Regions from separate parts of the Homo sapiens genome. Here region 1 is linked to region 2. Evidence: chromatin loops called from intact Hi-C (ENCODE). Cell type or tissue: dorsolateral prefrontal cortex. All regions are shown on one strand. Links, peaks and the distances in the headings refer to the core of each region. The heading gives the core; the rest is flanking DNA.

The links. Hi-C counts contacts between places; a loop is a spot of excess contacts. Peaks named below come from ENCODE experiments on the same cell type or tissue, not always from the same donor. Only the 100,000 strongest peaks of a DNase experiment are listed, where the experiment ranks them.
Region 1: it touches region 2 in a loop (2.9-fold over the local background); 2 of 110 quality-filtered maps call a loop at or near these places.

The regions. Positions count from the first base shown.
Region 1 is chr5:61,434,980-61,445,777 of GRCh38, reverse strand. The region is part of intron 1 of ZSWIM6 (zinc finger SWIM-type containing 6); the gene reads right to left. Among named protein-coding and RNA genes, the nearest start is that of ZSWIM6, 110 kb to the right of the region's middle. In dorsolateral prefrontal cortex, for the core only: no CTCF peak of the experiment used is centred there; a DNase peak (open chromatin) is centred at 4,965; H3K27ac peaks cover 5,734 bases.
Region 2 is chr5:61,617,323-61,628,120 of GRCh38, reverse strand. LOC105378997 (basic proline-rich protein) reads left to right here and starts at 54. Exons shown (of 3, transcript NR_189165.1): 1 at 54-140; 2 at 1,188-1,323; 3 at 2,775-3,722. In dorsolateral prefrontal cortex, for the core only: CTCF peaks have their summits at 2,310, 4,010 and 4,209; DNase peaks (open chromatin) are centred at 1,850, 2,290, 6,690 and 8,080; H3K4me3 peaks cover 2,761 bases; H3K27ac peaks cover 8,000 bases.

The sequences.
Region 1 (10,798 bases), core at 1,217-9,216, 180 kb after region 2:
CTTTTGCTTTCAATTTTCATTTACCTGCTGTTTGTTCTTTGGGTTTTACTTACACATACACACATGTATGAAACCAATGATGTTTTTCAATTTCTAATGGAAGGATTGTATTTGGTTCTATAAATAGTCATTTTGTTTCCTCTGCATTTCCAACAATTTGTCATTTGCTTTCAAACTTTAGTTGTGTTCACCATTATCAAAATTAAGTAACATTCACTTGGATTAAGTAGCAATAAAAATGTGAGACTTTGTACTTTCCAATGATTTTTTTATCCCAAGCGTTTTATCACTGTTGGGACTCCAGGTGTACACTTTATAACAAAATATATACAAATGTTGCACTGATTTGAGGATTCTAATGGTGAAAGTTACCTAAATAGTTGTCAGTACTGTATCTAGAAGCCAATCCTGGAGATGTATGATGATGCTCTTTTTATAGCTGAAAAGAAATTATTGTTTGCTTGTTCTTTGTCCTTGTTTTGTTGTATGGTTCACTTATCTTCATACTGAATTTCCAAGACTGGTATTTACATTAAACTTTTTTTTAAATGACAGAGAGAAAAGTTAATTGTCTTACTTTGATAAGTTTGGCACAGGACCTATCACATTTTTGACGCTTTTGGTCACAATTCTGTCACTAGAATGCCAGCAATTAGACATATGCAATGAGTATTGCATAAACTATTTTAATACAGTGGTTTGAAATGCTGCAGGCAGCAACTACTAGACACCAAATCACAGTGTTTTAATTTGTGACATGTTAGAATGATAGGGTTTCTGCAGAATAAATGTCCTATTAACTAATCCATATGCTGTTAAGTTACAGGGCTTTGACTCGTAGGTCCGAAAAAGGTACCCACTCCTGCTAAATCTTGAATATTGACACTACTCAAAGCCTCGTCTTCAAACCTGGGAGAAGTACACAAAAAGTACTGCTCTCATGAGACACACAGCCAAAAAAATTAAAGCTATTCAATCCCTCTAGGCCCAGGGAGTATCACAGAAGAGGTGGGTACTTGAGATTGTAAGGGCTGATTTTGAGGGAATAGGTTACTTAAAAAGTTTTTCTATAAATTAAACATTAATATCAAAAACACACTGATGCAAGGCCAACATCTAGGCCCCTATGTCGGAATAACAGGATTTTCTTGGAGCACTGATCTGCTCTTTAACAGAAAATTATAAAATATTAAAAAAGGTTTATGAAAGTCTTACCTTGGGACTGTAAACTAGTTCAACCATTGTGGAAGTCAGTGTGGCGATTTCTCAGGGATCTAGAACTAGAAATACCATTTGACCCAGCAATCCCATTACTGGGTATATACCCAAAGGATTATAAATCATGCTTCTATAAAGACACACGCACACGTATGTTTATAGCAGCACTATTCACAATAGCAAAGACTTGGAACCAACCTAAATGTCCCACAACGATAGACTGGATTAAGAAAATGTGGCACATATACACCATGGAATACTATGCAGCCATAAATTATGATGAGTTCATGTCCTTTGTAGGGACATGGATGAAACTGGAAACCATCATTCTCAGCAAACTATCGCAGGGACAAAAAACCAAACACTGCATGTTCTCACTCATAGGTGGGAATTGAACAATGAGAACACATGGACACAGGAAGGGGAACATCACATGCTGGGGACTGTTGTGGGGTGGGGGGAGGGGGGAGGGATAGCATTAGGAGATATACCTAATGCTAAATGACGAGTTAATGGGTACAGCACACCAACATGGCACACGTATACGTATGTAACAAACCTGCACATTGTGCACACGTACCCTAAAACTTAAAGTATAATAATAATAAAATTTTTTAAAAAGTCTTAGCTTATAGTCAAACTGATTAAAATTAGATTTATGTTTCATTAAAATTAACTTTAACATTAATAATGTACCATGCAAAGGTAAAATTGGTTTTCTCTTTCAAATAAAATTTTTATGTAATGATAATAAAAGATTTTTGTTTACTTTTCAAGTAAACTGCAGGGAAAAAATGTAGGAAGGAGAGGCAGATGTGGTTGGCCTCATGCTGTCTTCATTACATCTTATTGCTTGGGAAACTGAGTCTCCTACCTGTCAAAGAGTAAATGTTCTTATCATTTTAGCTAAATCAATGACTATTTTATGGACACCAATGATCCTATTTTGTGATATCAAGTGTAAACCTCTGACATTTGACAAACTTTTTCCAAAGGCAAGATTTCAAGTTCTAAATTCAGTCATTTTGACCTCAATCTAACTTTTTCTGGATATTGGGTCCCCTGAACTTCAAGAGAACTGTACTAGGCTTATCTGTTATGTTAGAATTATACAGGATGGACTTCAAATCTGAAGTGGTGTTTAACTTTCTTTGGGTTATATTTATATAGGTGTGTTATGAGTATGTATTCCAGAATTGAATGTGATTCCTGAAATTCTGGTATGTCTTCATTTAGGTTGTTATAATGATTATGATTATTATGCTAAATTGTTGTATGCCACAGAAATAACCAGATTTCCTTATCAACTGTGTATTTATGGCTTTCCAAAGGTCTTTCTCATCCACAATTGTTGTTTTGCTTTGCTTCTTCTCAAAAAGTGGCTTATAATCAGCCACAGTCCAGTGCTTGCTTCTTTGGGGGAGTTCATGACAAAGACTCTTGAATACAGGTTTCTGATAACTTTGGAGAGTGTGCCATTGGACTAGAGAGAAATCTTACAGGACACTAAGTGAAAGGCTGGTGTGTTCATAAAGATTGCTAACCTAGTATGAAGCAGAGTAGGAGCTGATTGCATGCACTGAACTAATGGAAGACTGAAATAATTTTTAATGGGTTTTGTTTGTTTGAAGCATTGCTGATTGTTCAGTCTGGAGAACGTTTTTTCTTGAGCTTTTTATAGCCTTAAACAATGGAGTAGAGTATACTCTTATAAATAGAATTTAAGGCACATTTCTCTCCCTCTGCCTAATTTCTCCAGAATTCATAAACTATTTGTGAATATTCTTAATTCACTGTAATGTGGTTGTTTGCATAAGTTCAATGAGAAACTGTTTTCCTTCACAACAGGACACAGTTGGAGGAACTGGTCATATTCCCAGGGCTTTGACTGAAATGGCCTTGTGATAGGTTCCAGCAAAGCCAATTTAGGAGAGCCTGTGTAGACAATGATTCTTGTTGCATTTCACATGACTAATCAGGCCAAGTATATGGGACTGAAGCTTATTTTGCAGGTAGGTTGGTCCTGCTGTGATCTGTCTTTGATAGAAGTGAAGGACTAGAGAGAGAAAGATTGTGCTTCAGAAGAAAACTATGTATTAGATTAAACTTTGATTCCTCATCCATGGTATGGAGCTGCCCAAAACACCCCTCCTAAGCATGAAGCAGCCAGAAAGACTGACAAGACAGATTCCCTATGAATGATGAATTGATCAATAAAAAGGGTGGGACCGAAACTGGCCCAACTGTCCCACAGAACTGACGTTTACAGTTTCTTTTGAATAAACACAGAAATTGACCCTCCCAGTCTTAGAACTTGAGAAAGTTAAAATTTTCTTATCTTGAGTTCCTTTCTCAAGAAACCAACCATCAGACCTCCCAAACAGTCTCAAGGAACTGAAACTTAACCAGATCACCACATCTGAATAATGAGACATCAGACCCCACACCCACCATGATTGGCTAACTGACCACCTGCTTTCTGTTGACCAACTCCTCTTCCTTACCCCTCGCTAATTCCTATTTTCCCACACATGGTTACATTTCTTCTCTGCTACATAAACCCTTAATTTTAGTCCATCAGAAAGGTGGACTTGAGACTGATCTCCTATCTCTTCAGTAGCAGCACCCAAATAAAGTCTTCTTCCCTCGTAATACTTACTGTCTCAGTGATAGGCTTTCTGTGTGGACAGCAGCAGCACCTAGACCAAACACTGTAAGGTGGCAGTTCATCGGACTCTGCTATACCATGTTGCCTCTAACTCAGTCAAACAGATAAGTTCGCTAAACCATAATTGCAGTAAATGTGAGAAGGCTAACCTGTGATATACTCAAACCATGGGCATATAGAAATTGAGTCTTAACTACAGGAATAAGCCTGGGCAGTCACAGAACCCTTGCACACTCCGCATCCGTACCTGGCCCTAGGCTACAAGATGGGCTGTGTCATTTAACCAATTAAGCCTTAATTTCCTACATATAGGAATGCAGGAGACAGACTAGATAATTTTTAAGGTTATGTCCACCATTATTTTATTTCTGATAGTAATATTCAAATGTATACATTTATTTTTTGCAATTGTGCTTAATATATAGGGGGAGGATTGAAAACCACCACCCTATAAGGCAAAGATTGAGCTTATTAAGCTCTTCCTTATCACTCCTAAACACAGATGATTTATATTTAAGCATTTAATAAGTAGCTCTAAAGGAAGGGAGATGAACTGGCCGGAGACTAACCATAAAGCTATCCTCACATCCAGGACAGGCTCAAGTTGAGTCTGCCTAATTACCAATCCTTGGCTGAGAGAAAAAAAGGAAAAGCTATCAAGTCTATCAACTTCGAACTTTGACCCACTGCCTAAACTGCCGGAGATTTTAATTTTTATACATAATATAATCTCATGTAGATTATCTCTAATCTAGATGAACAATATAAATCTCTTAGCTCATGCAATTTCCTCTGCCAAATATGCCCCTTCTCCTCTCTCTGTAAGTCCCTAGTTACCTGTATGATCTATTTCAAGTTTGTTTCTCAACACAGCGAAAGGCCACTGTTACCTAGAACCTCATCAGCCCCACACACAAAAAAGTATTTGTTGTCTCTTTTGTGGACCAAAGTACTTTCTGCAGATCGCTATTATAGCCCTTAGCACACAACACTATAGTGAATTGTTTATATGCCTGTCTGTTCCAGTGGACTGTAAGCTGTTTTATTCATCTTTGTGTCCCCAGTACCTACCAGGACCAGGCACATGGCTGGCACGCATTAAATGTTCCCTGAATTGGTTGAATAGAACAGAAAATTCCCCTTTCACTCAACCAACATAGCTTAGGGCCTGAACGCCCCAAACATTCATGCTCTAACATGTTTTGAATAGCAAAAGGAAACTCCAAGCACCCTGTAAATTCAGTTCTCACATAGACCTGTGGGGAAAAGGTATTTTTAAAAGCAAGGTTTATTTAACCCTTCATATTTCTTATGAATTTGGAGGCCAAGAAGTAAGTTAAATGTCCCTGGTATCTTTAATGCTCTGCTAATTATTTTAATACTCATGACATTCTTTCTCCTGTCTGGGAAGGTAAGAGACATTGATTATGTGAAATATCCACTAACTCTTTTAATCTACTCTCCTACTATATGAAGAGTTAGCACTTCACCCTTAGGTTCAACCATATCTTTTTTTTTTTTTTTTTTTTTTACACCAATGAATAGCACTAAGAGGCTGCCATTTTTCTTTTTCACACAAAATCTGAAAAGAGATCTGGGCCGTATGCCAGAGTTGTCAATTTTTCAAACAAGATTACCCTACCACATCAGTCATCTTTCTTCCTCCATTAGGAAAGAGATTAAAATAGAATTACACTTCCAAATGTGAGCTTAACATTTTAAAACCACTAAGCTTTTTGTATACTTAATATACTCTCGCGCTTTTTTTTTCACCTTTCCTACCTAGCACTAAACAAAACTGTGGTATAGTTTCCACTCTCAAAGATCTTTCCCATATTCCCATACTTCCTGATGTGTCAAAGACTACTCCAATTACCACAGTAAAATACTAAGTCATGATTTGGCATTTCAAGCATATTCCTGGCAATCCAGATTAGGTAGAAAGGGCACTTGAACTACATATTAGCAACATACAACCATTCCTACCTTATTCTCATGAGAAAACCAAATTCCATGAGAAAATAGATAACTTTAAAAACCACCAATGTAGAAAAACGTTTCAAAGGTCTTTTTAAATTGGAAAATCACTTATCTAGTAAACTTAAAAGCTACGTATATTCTCTATGACCCAACGATTCCATTCCTAGATATATATTATTGGTGCGTGCACAAACATACCAAGACAAATAATCAAGAACACTCTTAGCATCATTGTTAATGATAGCCAAAAACTGGAAGCAACAGTAATGTCCACCAACAGTAGAACAAATAAAGTATGCTACAGTAATGATGATGCTACAAGCAACACAGATGAACCACAGAATGTTGAATAAAAGAAGCAAACATAAAAATACACAAAGTATAATCCCATAACTATCTGTTTAACTGTTGACATGTTTTATGCATTGTTCTACATGTACTTTATATTTCACAATTTAAAAAGCAGCCTTTTAGCTTAAAAACCCTAGTCCTGCACATAAAATATTTTAGTTATAAGCATTTTTAAGTCTGTCATTCCAGCAGACTACAAACTGCTTGAGGGTGTAGATTGATTTTATTCATTTTTGGCTCCCAGAACATAATGGTACATAACAGATGCTCACCAGATATTGCCTGGATAGATGGGATTAATGAATTATGAACATAGGGAAATCTCAAATGGCAAGGGAACTTCCATGTGAGGCAGAAAAATAAAAGTCATTTGCCTTTTCCTATATATAGCCAAAGGTTAGTTTTAAAAAGTCAGCCTGAAATTTCAACTACCTAAACACATTCTCAAATGTCTGTTTCTGATGAATTGCTCCATTTGGACAAAGGATAGGTTTAATAGGAATTTTCTTAAAAGTGCAAGATATTCCTGAGCTCAGTCCAGTCAACAAATTCTGCTTTTCCCTTTTGCAATATAGCTGCCAGACTCCTGGCTGTCTAACTGTATTAATAATTCCTTAATTTAAATACAAAAACACATGCACAACCGTCTTTATAAATTTACCCCCAAGAGTTATAAAATGTTTCTCCATTAAAAAGCACATCTCAGCACAACCTGCTGTTCTTGGAGTTGGAATGCTTTCCTCCTCACAGTCCCCCATCAGTCTCCTATGGACCATAGGACTAAAATTAACTATTCATTACATGTAAAGGAGTGCTGGCTGGAACAGAGCCCTGCAGAGAAAGCGTACTATTTTACATGTCAATTTCAGCACCACAGCATCTGCTACCTTACTAATATGTATATTTAATATCTCTGCATAATATACAGAATTATATGTTGTTCATTGCCTGTTTGCTCTGATATTACGTGCTCTTAAGTAGCATTATTCTCAATTATTCTCTTTGAAGAACATGAGACTTTTTATTAGGTCTCTTCCCTGGTGTTGTCTGTAACAGAAGGCACACATGAACAGCACACAGAATACTAAAACTCATGACTCAGAGTCTGATAACTAAATATAAGTTTCTGACCTGCAATTACTAATACAATTTACTTTATATTCTAGATTCCTTACTCCTGAATATAGTTTTACATTAGGTTGTCATGAGGTGGGGGAAGAAAGCAGAAGAGGTGTTAAATTTTCAACAGCTGCTAGTAAATCCATAATACTGGAATTGTTCTTTTACTGGGAAATCTGTACACTTATGTTAAATGTCATATTTCGAACATGACTATCTTTCATCAGCAATTCATTCCATATTAAAGATGTAATTTTTTTCTGTAAACTCTGACAATATTTGTTACTGAATGAGCTACTGAATGGGGGGAAGGTGTAGCTGAATAGGATGTATAGCAAAGAAATAATATGCTAAGCCAGCTTTAAGTTATATGGTCCTCATAATATAAATTATAATTGATTTTGTTCATGAACCTTCATACTCAGCAGGAAACTGAGAGTGTTCAGTATTTAAGAACACCCTGAATGGCAATATTACACTAATCAAACCTAAGTGATACTAGATTAACAATAAACAATTAAGAAAATTAAAAATGTCATATTGGCACAATAGTTTGAACTGCTTTACTATAGTTAGTAAGTTACTAACCATAGTTACTATTGCTGTAATTAATGACATTCAGATAAATAAGATTATTCTGGCTTTATAAATCTACATTTGTTAGTGAACACTCATGGTTCTAGGAGTCAACTAGTGGATTTCTTTTTTTTTTTTTTTTTTTTTTGGAGAAAGGGTCTGGTTCTGTCAACCAGACAAGAGTGCAGTGGCATGATCACAGCTTACTGCAGCCTCAACCTCCCAGGCTCAAGCTCCCACCTCAGCCTCTCAAGCAGCTGGGACCAAGGCACACGCTACCATGCTCAGCTAATTTTTGTATTTTTTATAGAGACCAGGTTTTGCCATGTTGCGCAGGCTGGTCTTGAAGTCCTGGGCTCAAGCAATCTGCCCACCTCAGCTTCCCAAAGTGCTAGGACTACAGGCGTGAGCCACCGCACCCGGCCTGGATTTTGTTTTTTTACATAGTCTAATGCCAACTATTGGCTTGCTGATGTGATGTAGATCAGTAGCAATCTCAGGTGCCCGCAGTAAATGACTGGCACTGTACCACTGGCTTGTACTCACATGTCCAAAACACGAGGCCTAAAAATTCAGTAATAAACTTTAAAAAGGTTAATCTATTTTCCTTTCAGATGTAGAAGTTTAGGTTCCACTATTCCCAGAAAACAAACCCACAAGTACATGTTCATTGTCACCCACCCCACTCTACCTTTTACAAGTTCCCAAGGAATCCTTTGGCTGCCGAAGCAATCTTAGTGCCTCCACTTCCCTTTCCCTTATGTTGCAGAACCCTTTTTGCTTGGTTTTAGTGTGACTTTACACCAGCTAATTGGGAACGTGTGTGCCTTGAAGCAGATGCTCATACTCTCAGTTTGAGGAGGTAGGAAGGGCAAGATCGAAGAATGGCTCTAAGTGGCTCCCATCTTTAACATGTCAACAGGCAAAACACATTAGATTATGGGCAGTGGAAATGACTGCAGGCCGACATAATTAAAATCATCAAGAATATTTCAGGCTGAAAATCATTATAACCTGGAAAGACAGACCAGTTTCATTGTTTTCATATTGATGAACAGAACTAGCTCTATTTCTGAGGAGCAAGAACCATCTTGCTCTACTTTCTGATACTTTGTCACAGCTGCAGTTTTACATTTGTCAGATACTTAACATTTACCTTTCCACTAGAAGGTACACTTCTGAGGACCAGGGTCATCCATTTGCCCCAGCACATTGCCTAATATTTAGTAATAACAACTCAATAAGTATTTGTTGTGAAAACATGTGAGCATGAATGCTAGAAGTAAGTAATCTCATACAAATTCATGGAAGTAGCCAGAACCTATCATCAGACCAGAAAAGCTGGTAGTGAATAGGGCTTCCATAAATAAGTGAGTTCACAGTCTAATGTCAGGATCTGCAGGATATATAAGTTCTGTATATTTAATGAACAGTGTGACACCTACCTAGCAAAGATCTTAAGAAATAAACTAAAAAAACACATCCAGGAGGAAAAACTAAGTTAAAGTGAAGGAAATATTTTCTAATACTTTCAATATGTAAAATTTAACACTAAGATTACTACTACTGTATTGTTCAGTTAAAGCACAGGCCAGCTGATGTTCAAGCTGCTACCAACATCTCATTTAGTGATAATTAGTGACTACATTTTTTTTTTTTTTTTTTAGACAGAGTCTTGCTCTTATTGCCCAAGCTGAAGTGCAATGGCGCAATCTCGGCTCACTGTAATTTCTGCCTCCTGGGTTCAAGCAATTCTCCTGCCTCAGCCTCCCGGGTAGCTGGGATTACAGGCATGCACCACCACGCCCGGCTAATTTTGTATTTTTGGTAGAGACGGGGTTTCTCCATGTTGGTCAGGCTGGTCTTGAACTCCCGACTTCAGGTGATCCGCTCGCCTTGGCCTCCCAAAGTGCTGGGATTATAGGCGTGAGCCACTGCGCCCAGCCTAGTGACTAAAATTTTAAAATTATAACAAATTGCTCATCTTAAATATCAATTCTTGACTACAGACCAGAAAATAATTTTTAACTGGTGATATCCCACCTTAAATCAGATTTCAAAAAATTAAAAAAAAATCTAAGCTCTCTGTCATCTAAAACTACCACCAAAAATGAACCTTATAAAATATAATAAATCAGCTTCTTAATCAACAATAATTTTAAAATGTAATCCGTAACAGTTGTTTAAAATATGCATAACTCAGTTTGGAATAGTTATCCTGATTTAAAGCAAAACCACATCTGTTTATGAGTAAGTAAATATAGTCTGACAGCAATTTGGAACATCTATCAGAAGGAATCAACTGCAAGCTTAATAAGCATTATTTGTATTCCACATAATACTCTATTTGTTCTTTCTAGCCACTGCAGTAGTAAAACACACTCAAACTCATTTAGTGTGTACTAAATCTAAAGTACCTAGGCGAAACACTAAAAATTCCATTTGGATGGTTCCCAGCCCATATAGACCAACTTTTTAAAGTATTACTACCATCTGGTTACTTGTCTGTGTTTACCAAAACAGTAGCTGTGCACACATTTCTTTAGCAGCTGTGGTCAAAAACTTTAAATCAATCCATTTGGCTAAATGAAAACTCTTCAAGGGAAAAACAAATATCATATTTTAAATATATACTTAAAATAAATTCCATTACTGCCTTTAGTACTCCCCAAAGACAAAAACAGTAAGATTTTAAGTAGTATTTAAGACATCTTCATATTTTCAATCATTTATCAAATGACAGAAGGTCCATAGAAGTCAAGTGAATTGCCCAAGGTCATACAACTCGCCAGTAGTTAGACTCTGTCCAGAACACAGGTACTATATCTCTCGGTTTCCAGTACAAGGGTCTTTTCACAAGGAGTTAAATTGTGTCAAGGGAATACA
Region 2 (10,798 bases), core at 1,026-9,025:
TGGTTCTGTTTATGTGATGAATTATGTTTATTGATTTGCATATGTTGAACCAGCCTTGCATCCCAGGGATGAAGCAGACTTGATCATGGTGGATACGCTTTGTGATGGACTGCCCAACAGTTTTAAATGTAAATTGAAAGGTAAAAAGCAATTGACAAATGGGAAAAGCTTGCAAAATGCATGAGAAAGAATTAATAGACTGAACATATACAATGTTCTTACAAATCAGTAAGAAAAAGATGAATACTCCAATTTAAAAATAGACAAACAGAAAAGAATAAAAAGGAGACTAATATTCATGATTGGTAAGGATGGAATTCTGGCAACAGACTTCTGCATTTTCTGCAGGTGGGAGTATGAAATGACATAACATTTCTAAAGGTCGGTTTGACAAAATGTAGTGAAACTTTAAAAATGCAGAACAGTTGGCCCAGTCGTTTTGAGGAATAGATTTTAAGGAAATAATTAAGGACATGCATAGTGACCCAGCAAGAGAATGACCTTGGAATGGTGTGGACAGAAGTTAAAAAAAAAAAAAAAAAAAGCAAAAAACAAAAACTGGCAACATCCTAGAAGCCCTGTAAGAGAATCATTGAAAATATCGCACCGCATCCCTACAATGAAAGTTCTGTAGAATCATTAAGAATAGAGTATATTTATTAAACTATATTCATTAGAAGGATGTTCACGTGGAAAGATATTCACAGTGTATTGTTCAGAAAAAGAAAAAGCCAGTTACCCCACAGAATAACCGTGTTTGTACTCAGGATATACAAGAAAGGTTTGCCTCCAGCTAATGAGAATATGTTTGCCTCCAGCTAATGAGAATATGTTTGTTTAATGAGAATATATGGTTTTTGTTTTCTTTATGTATGTTTGCATTTTTCATTAACTCTGTGATAAACATGTACTGCTTTTGTAATGAGAAGGAAAAATACAATAGATGTTGTAAAAGAGGAAACATCACAGAGCCCCAGTCCTAGTTCCTGGATGGTTAAGAGTGGGTGGGTCCGGATGTAGTCACAGCACCCACCCACACTGTCCTGAGAAAGTTCTGGCCTGTGTGGGAAACCAGGTCTTGCCCTGTCAGCCCCCACTGGCCCCATGGAGGCCTGCCTTTTCCCGAGGCCCATCCAGCAATCAGTCCCCATCTTTACAGGGATCTGGGTCTCTTCTCTGTGTCCCAGACCCCAGTACTGGTCCAAGCCCTGAAGACTGCACCCAGGAAAGTGGAGGTATGGACAGAGGCAGCCGGTGCCTGAGGAAGCTCCACGGGGCAGGCAAGGCCCCCACGTCCAGTCTCAGCCCCTCTTTTGGCCACATGTGGGTATTCGTTCCTCCTTTTGGTCTTCCTGAAAACACTCTTTTGACCCTCCTGCGCTTGGTGAAGATTCATAGTAACCTAAGGTGGCCCCTTCTCTGCAAATGTTGCCGGACCTTCCAGCCCATTGGCTGCTGCCTCAGTCTCCCTCCACCGTCCCGGCCCCGCCCCCCCCGACATTGCCTCAAGTTGCCCCTGGGTGGCTCGGAAGCAGATGTGCAGCCAGCAACCAGGGGGGCTGCGCCGAGGCGGGAGCCACCCCGCGAGGCGCTGGCATGGGCAGGGCTGGCGGGTGGCTGGGAAGCCATTTGCATCGAGTGCCTGGTTCCCGGAGCGGGGGACTGGGATTGTTCCTGCTGGAATCCGGGGGGTTCACCCGCCTGGGCCGCCGGCTTGCAGGGATCCCGCCGAAGCCTGTCGCCCCCAGAGCACCGGTTCTCATCTCGGGAACCCCAGGTGCCCCCACGCTACCCGGATGTGGGGCGGGGATCTCAGGGGCGGGGTCCTCCAGGGACGACAGTTCCCACCCGGCCCAGGAACCCCCGACTTCCCGGCTTAGGAAAGCTGGGCTCGGCGGAGGCCCAGGGCTGCCCAGCTCTGCCTCCTCGGGGGCAGGCGTCAGAGACAGGAGAGAACCCCCGAACCCCGCGCCAGCCTGTCCGGGGCCCCGGCCCATCGGCCCCACTGGCCCTCCCTGCACCTTTCCGGTCTCCTATTGGCCAATCTAGGGGTCTCGGACAAAGTGCAGCGACCACGGCCCCTCAGGTCCCGCCGCCTCCTCGAGGCGGAGGCCCCTGTTCCAGAGGCCGCCAAGCCCCGGCGATTCGCAGTACCCGGGCCACAGGGCCCGCCATGGGCGCTGCCAGGCCTGAGGTCGCTGTATCCGGTGGCCTCTGCGGTTCCACCACCCCCACCGCGGGATGGGCGGTCTCTGGGGAACACCGCCCGCCCGCCCGCATGACCGCGCTGGCCTTGGAGAGGGAGCCAGGGGACCCAACCGGCTTGTGGCGCTGCTGGTTGCGCCCGGAGAAACCGACCCGGGACCGGGGAAAAGGGGTGGAGGCCCGGCAGTCGGGCCACCTCGGAGCTGCGGAGCTCAGGAAAGGCCAGCACTAATTTACTCAAACAGCAAAATTTAAAAGGAAATTTGAGACAGTAATAGCAGCGACATCTCAGAGAACGACAGGAAAAAAAAGTTTTGAATCAGGCTTTCGTGCAGGGACTCCGATTTTGCAATAAGCGCTTAATTAAAAATAAAATATATTGATGCGGTAGGCAAGTCGCGTTCCTGGGAAGGTAAAAACACAGTGGACTCCCCCACACCCCAGATGCTCCACCTGCCTGCTGTAATTACAGGGCTTCAGAGAGGAGGGAAAAAACATGACAGAGAGAAATCTGCTTGCATATTTTTCTTCTATTGTGCTGAGCTCATTTGAATTATAATGTGTTGCAGGCCGGAGAAGGAAATTTTGTGCCTTGAATAATGAATCCCCCTGGAGCCCACGGTACCTGTACTTCTCTTTAGTGTCCACTGAGAATAACGTGTTCGACATTCAAGTGACAACACTGGAAAGCATTTCAAAGCCCTGGAGCCCCAGAACGCTGTACACCCCGACGGCTCTTCTGCCTGCCCTCTCTTTGGCTTCCAAATGCAGCAAGCTCTTTCTTTACTTAAAATGTGTTCATCTTTCACACGCATCCTGGATGTACCACAGAAAGACAGTACAGATAGGCAGGCTCTTATTTCTGAAGCTGAGCTGGTCCCGCCCAGCACAAAGCTTTAAAGCTGCTAAGGCTCCAGGATATTATCCAGTTTTTAAAAATGGAAAAACTGGGAACAGGGAGGCTCAATATCTTGTCCCAGGCCCAAACAGGCTTTTCTGGAGTCAGTATCATTCAACTGGCTCAGGCTGGATTTTCATAAGAAAAGATAATAAACATTTACTAATGTAATAAAATAGACACCTTTTAAGTCACAAGCAGTATCCAAACCTTTGGGACATTCTATGGTGCTGAACAGCTATTTCATAGAGGCTTTATGTTAAGGAGCAAGTGCAGAAAAAAATCTGAAAATCTCAGTAAGATGAGAAAACGAAAGCTTTACAAAATGGTAGAAGAAAGTAGTCTCTCATGCCTAAACTTCCAAATAAGTTTTTGTTTGTTTGTTTTGGGTTTTTAGTTGAGCATTCTTTCTGGTTTGAAATAGATTCAGAAGGCTTTTTAAAACAAGTCACTTTTGGCCAAATATATTAAGGTATAACCAAATGATACCATAGATCCATTTAGAAAACAGAAAGTTCTTTACTGACATGAAAGGATTTCTAAGACATATTCATAAGTAAAAAAGCAAATATACTACTATTTGTATGGGATGAAAAAATAAAAGAAACATGTATATACATACTTGTTTGTATATGCATAGACTATCTCTCTGGGTGGATGTTGCCTTTTAAGGGGGGAAGGCTGAGGTGGGAGGACAGAGTTTCTCTCCTTTATCTAAATCAGGGGTGTCCAATCTTTTGGCTTCCCTGGGATATATTGGAAGAAGAAGAATTGTCTTGGGCCACACATAAAATACACTAACGATAGCTGATGAGCTAAAAAAATGCAAAAAAATCTCATAGTGTTTTTAGAAAGTTTATGAATTTGTGTTGGGCCACATATGGCCTTGAGGGCCACAGGTTGGACAAGCTTAATCTAAATCCTTTGTTATTTCAGTTTTAAACAATGTAAATGAATTGTTTGCTTAAAAAATAAATTAAATGTAATAAGTATTAATATCATTCAAGTGATAACACAGCCAAGGAATGACAAGGGTTAACTGATAATCCTGATTTTTACAGGTAATTGTAGTCATTACTTCTACATCTTTTATCATGTCTTTTAACCACTTGCCAAAGGAGGCGCTGATGTGGAGTTTTCTCCTCTGCCTGCCCTCTGCTCTGCTCTAACACAGGCCCAAATAGGCAGGGAAATGACCCCGCAATGGGTATAGGAAAAAATAGAAAAAGGAAACAAAGACTAGGTTTAATCAACAAGTTAACAAAGGACAGCTGACTGCACTCATTTACTTTCTGAGCTAGGACATTTTCTTCGTGTCCTGAGAACTATTTCAGGACTTTTTTTAAGTCCCTACTTATTAACATTCTAAGAGCTCTGAACTGAAATGCAGAGAACCCCAAAGCCTGGGAAAGGCAAGAACTCTGCCAGACCTTGTGGGTCTGGCTGAACCATCTTGAAATAGTTCTTTAGAGTGTGCTGTACCACTTCCAGCAGCCACAAAGGGCAGGCAAGCTAAGAATGTCATCTACATGGCCCGAGATGTTCCCCGCAAGAGCTCCCAGTCTGGCTTTTCAGATGCTCAATCCTGCAGTCCAACTGATACCAGGATGCCCAGGGATTGAGCCCAAAGAGCCCAGCTGGGCCCAAAAAGGAGCCATCCTCCCCAAAGACGGAGTATGGAAACTTCCTCTGAGATAGGCTCCCCCTGCCCAAACAAAACAAAAAACACAGAAGTCCATCTCTCCTTTCACTTGTTCTCTGATTCCCTTTAGCAGAGCCCAAACCTTTCTCCACTAAGAGCAATGTTTCTCAACCTCAGCACTTTAACAATGGCACCAGATAATTCTGTCATTTGGGGGCTATGCTGTGCATTGTAGGATACTGGCCTGGCCTCTGTGTACCAAGTGAGTAGCACCCTTCCCAAAAATGTCTCCAAACACTGAGAAATGTTCCCTGCAGAGCGGGGGGGGCAAATTGTTCCCAGCTGTGAGCCACTAAATTAGGCACTAAAGTCCAATAATTCTGAGAGATATAACAACCTTTTCATGTGTTTAATACAATGGTAAAATGTAAATCATGTTTATGAAAATCATTAGTAGACAAATAATATGAGAATAAGAAGTCAAAATTATTGAGAAGAGATGACACAAACTACAAATGTGCCTGCTATTTAGGGTGTTTATATTAGTATTTGCTGGGAGTTAGAAATATGATGGGATTCAGGTGACATGAAGATGTGCTGGATACATTCCTTTTACCCCACCCGGCCCTCTAAATGTGCTCTCCACCCTTGTCCACCTTGCTTTGTGCCTCAGGAAGGTGACCCTATGGGCTACATCGACATGCTCACTCTCTCTCTGGCTTTGGATGGGTTTGGCCCATGAGAGGAACTGGCCAATGGCAGCATGGGAGGAGAATGAGGTTGATTACCCTGGATCCCTCCTGGCCAGATCATGGTTGATTGGCTGCTCTCCTCCTCCACAGGCCATGGCTGCTATTGGTAGGCTGTCTTCCAGAGCTGCATCTCTCTCTCCAGCATGCAGGAACTACATCCCCCCTGGGCCCTGCAGGCCTAGAAGTGGTAATGGTGCCCCACTGTTGTTAGCTCAGGATACTGCACTGTCTTTTGTTCATTTCCCTAAATCCTACCCACACTTTTACAAGTCATCCTTTTGCAAAAATCTCCTCCGATTACTCAGTTTGAATGTGTCATCTGTTTCCTGCTCAACCCTGACCTATACGGATGAACAGAAAATCATTTGAGGGGACAGTGGCCATTCTGGGACAGGATTTAGGAATTCTTGGATCCCTTGACCAAACACTAAAATGCCTTGTACCAAAGCAGTTCCTGATACCTCTTCTCTATTTCTCCCCCCAGTTACCAAACCCAGGCCTGAGATCTCTCACTCATTCCCTGTAACTTGAAAAAGCATTTGCCCCTATACCAAGAGTAGATGTTGTCCAGGCCATGTTTAGCCTTCTCAAAACAGTCATGAGCAAGGACTAAAAAAAGAGCATCCATAAAATGGAAAGATAGCAGTTCCTTACCCTAAGAGACCAAGCTCTATCTGTTTTGTCACTTACGCTACAAGGATGACACACTTACCCCTTTGAGAGTGCACTATTTGGAAAACAAGGGTAAATGACCGTCCTCCAATGTAGCACAAAATTTCTCCTTGAGGCATAGAATACCTCTGTCTTAATTCTAATGTATCCAAGAGGAGAACTAAAATACACTGGGCACATGGGAGGAGTGGGGGTCTTCTTCACTAGCCCCTGGACTGTCTGGGTTAGACCAGGGGATATCTGCCCTTCCAGGCCTCAGCTGCCAGGAGGTGGGAAGGCACAGAGCTCCCGTATGGCACTGGCCCATGAGCACCCAGTGATCTGGAGGGCAGGTGTGGCAAGGATGGCCCCAGGGAGCCAGCTCTGCATCTGGCAGCAGTGTCTCTGGGCCAGGCCAGGACAACAACCTCGATTGTCCCTCTCAACAGTAGCCTTGCTGATCCCGGAGAAAAGAAAGCCATGGGGCCATTTGGACCAAGCCTCTGCAGGAAGAATGCTGCCCTTTCTCTGTAGCGCTGGATCCGATAGTCATGGAATCAACAGCTCAGAAGCTGGCAGCCCCCTCGGAGGCCTGGGCACCCTCCCCCATGGTCACATGGCCCAAGACACTCTGTTCTTTGTGACAGCCACTTGGCAGGGTGGGCCGAGGACCTCTGTAGACAAAGATGCTTCAGGTGCCCCTGAACCCCCTGGAAATTGATGAACGATCTCCTTTTATCTGTGCCCCAGCATGCCCAGCTCACCTGGCCCCCAGGCTCCCCACGGCCTGATGCTTGACTGTTATTCACAGTAGAAACAGAGACAGCATCAGATTCAGGGAGCAGAAGGGCAACACAAACACCTCCAGGGCTTTTGCCTCATGTGGCTAACGTCAGAGACGTTTTATGAAAACAAGATTGGAGGTCACATTGCTTCTTGGATAAAAGGAACTTTGCTTCAAAGAAATTTACTTGGTAAACAAAGCTAGGAAAATTGCCAGAATATCACCAGGCACAGCTGGCCACCTTTCAGCTGCCCAGTGTTTCCAGAGCAGGGATCTGGAGACCCAATCACTGAACCCCTGGAACCCTCAGTTTCCCCCTCTGTAAGAACACAAAGACAAGACTAAATGAATCTCAAAGCTCTTTCCAGCTCTACACTCAGTTCAGATTTAGGAACATCCCGTCTCTTGGCACCTACTAAGGAGAAGTTAGCCAAGAAGGAAAAGGGGACAGAGCATAATTCTGCAGCCGGCCTGCCCAAGTTTGAATCCTAGCTCTACTGTTTACCACCTGTGTGACACTGGGCAAGTAATTTAATCTCTCTGTGCCTCAGTTTCCTCATCTGAAAAGTGGGGATAGCTTTAGTACCTGGTTCATAGAGTTGTCATGAGGATCAAACAAAATAACATAGGTAAAGCATTTAGAGCTCACCTAGGGTAGAGTAGGCACACAATTAGCATTTGCTATTTTCCTTACTCTTTTTATTTATACAGAAAGCCATCTGAGTCCTTTCCTGTCACTAGTTCAGCCTTGCTAAAAGCTTTTGACAAGCAGGTTCTCAGGGCAGGGAATGGTATTTTTCTGGGGGAACTGAAGTCATGCCAACCTTACACTCCCTTCTCAGCTAGCATTCCCCTGTGCTGGCAAGGAGGGTTGGCGAGGAGTATGCAGTTCCTTACAAAATTATGCAGGACACGATGTCTACCAAATTAGAAAGAGCAGGGAAACACAGACGAGGGCCTGTCTACAGCCTCCTTGCAAGCCATTGGGAAGGCTTGCGACCAGGTTCTGAGCCTGTGGGAGACTCCTCCACTCACCCACTGTGCCCCCCAGCTCCTATCCAAAGCACCTCCTCTCCTCTAATCCCAGGTCTGGCTCAAGGCACTCACTGCCAGGGAGACATCTCATATCATTTCTTGGAACCCAGAAGCCACAGGCACGGCAGCCAAAGTGCTGGGCAGGAACTGAAGCTGGGTGTATGCTGAGGAATCACTGTCCCCATGGACCAAGTATGTGGGCACAGCAGGCAGGGCACGTCTATAGCCTGCCACGGTAACTCCCAGACAGCAGACCTTAGAAACCCAATCCAGGCAGGGCCCAAGAGTCCCTTCCTGCCAGCCGATGGCTAGACACCCCATTAACAAATACATGCTGGGCTGAGTGCTGGCTATGTCCACACCCCTCTCTACATCCCCCGGCACCTTCCTCGCCTGCTCTCCCTTTGTAGAAAGTACCCAGGGGCTCCCTTGCCCTCTGGCTTCTGGTTGGGTTTGGCCAAGAGAAGGCAGTAATAAGAGAAAGGAGGGCAAAAGGACAGTGAAGTCAGGTTCCCTATTTCCCCCAGAAGCCTTTTCTTCAGGCTCAGCTCCCTCCCCTTGACTCCTGGGCCTGGGAGTAACTGAGGCCTCTTCCTGTCACCCGCCCCTGTTGTTTGCCCTTGACCCTGCCCATGCCTCTGTTAGGAGGCCTAACTCTCCCCAGCTGCCCCGTGGAGCATGCCGTCTGCTTCCTGTGGGACCCTTAGATCAGCCAAGTGTTGAGCTAAGAGCTCATCCCTCCATCAGCTTTGCATCTTCTTTTTCTTTTTCATATTTGTACCACAAAAGGATACATATAACATACATGTAAGATATGAAACCAGGACCCAAGTTAAAAATATAGAAAAGTTACAGGCTTCCCTGTATGTTCTGTCATACACATGCACACACATCTTAATAACTTTGAAGCAGTCTGTGTGTTTCATGGCCAATGCTCATCACCAGAGACACACATGTGGGTGTGCACACACATACACACACAGGCACAATTCACCACAGCAAAAGGCTAGGAATAAAATAATAACCTTCCTTTTCTACTTGTCAGCCCAGAGCTCACAACTCAGCTGGCCCAAGACACCATGTGAACCTGATAGCCACACAAAGTTAGACCCCCAATGAGTAGAACACTGGAGAGAGGGAACATTAGAGTAATTCTCATCAGCCCTTCTGTTTTCTAATGGGGAACTAGGACAGAATGCCACACACCCAGGACTTCGGGGCAGCTTTTCTTCTGTCCTGCTGCGATAATCATTACTGTACACAGCCCAGCAATTTGGCGCCTCAGCAACCAGACTCCTGGTAGGTGCCTGGGCTTGACCATTACAGGGGGATATTATGATCATGATTACAGGATGACTGAGCCGTCCAGCAAAGTGACCAGTAATTTGCAATCTAATGGCCATTCAGTGGTGGGTAATATTATGGACCTTACCCTGCAATTGTAAAACAACCAGCCCTCTCTAATGTAGCATTTTTCCCATCAAAAGCCCAGCCTTTGCTTTTGATTTCTGTTAATCAGTGGCTGTGGCAGCTTTGGCTTTAGATTTGGAAAAGCTAAACAAGGGAGCATGAAATGATACACTTCTCTTTAGAGCCCCTGAATGGGAAGTTTAGGCAGTTCTGTCAAGTGGAGGAAAAAAATAAGTGAAAGAAGCATCTGGAAGGCAATTTCATTTCTTAAAAGAGCAACCCCAAAACCTTTGTAGAATGTAGCAAGAGTTGCCTGGGAATCTGGGAGACCAACAAAGCCAGGCATGACAAAGAAGATAGGTGTGTACACAGGTCCAGTTGGGTCTAATTGGGTGCACACCACAGCCCATGCTCACTGTGTGCATGCTCACACATGTATCTGCATGCATGCACATGTATACACAGAAGAATACAACTTCCTCTAACCACAGGGTTGCCTGCTGGGAGACTCCCAGGTTAGGCTTTGAGGGTCTCTCCTGTATGCTGTTCACAATTCTACCACTGGGAACAGCTCAGTTCCATCTTCCCTGAAGTCAGTGGGCGTGGGTCAGGAGAAAAGACTGAATTGGAGGTAGATGGATCAGGCCAAGAGGAACAATGGACAAGATGAGATTGTTGTCATTCCTGGACTCCATAGAGTCTAGATTTGGCGTGTCCACCTGCAATAAGTTCAGAGGGGGCTTTTAACAATGGAATTGGAAGGTAAAGAGAGATAATTGGCAAATAGCTAAAGAGGAAGATGACCAAGCCAAAAAAAAAAGAAAAAAACCAGTTCACACTATCAAGCAAGAAAACAGATACACTAGAAATAATGGTAAACATTGGGTTGACTCCTCCAATCCATTCTACCACAGATGTTTAATCTAAGCCAATCAAGCAATCCCAACGGACATGTGACTGAACCAGAGCCTATGAGACGTGAAAGGAAATTTCCTCCCTCTTAAGAGAAAGCCAGAGAAAGGGACAGTCTCTCTTCTTCCTTTGGATATCATCACATCCACAAGTGATGCCTGGAACAGCAACAACTATCTTGCTACCACCCAGATGAAGAAGTTAATATCAAAGATGGCAGAGGGACGAAGCACAAAGAATATGGGTCTTTCATTATGTCATTACTCTAACAAGCAGCCAAGCCTGGTATCTATCCAACTGGATCTTCAAGTTATGTAAGATCATATGTATTCTTTATTAGAACCAATATCAGTGAGGTTCTCTATTAATTGCAGCTTAGAGCACATTAATTGAGATCAGAGCCAAAGCCAGGAGGAAAGGCCAGAGCGGACCCCCAGCCAGACTCAGTGCTGATCTAGTGAGAGCTACTCACCCACTCCTCTAAGCCCAGGATCAGCCCCAGAGCAGCC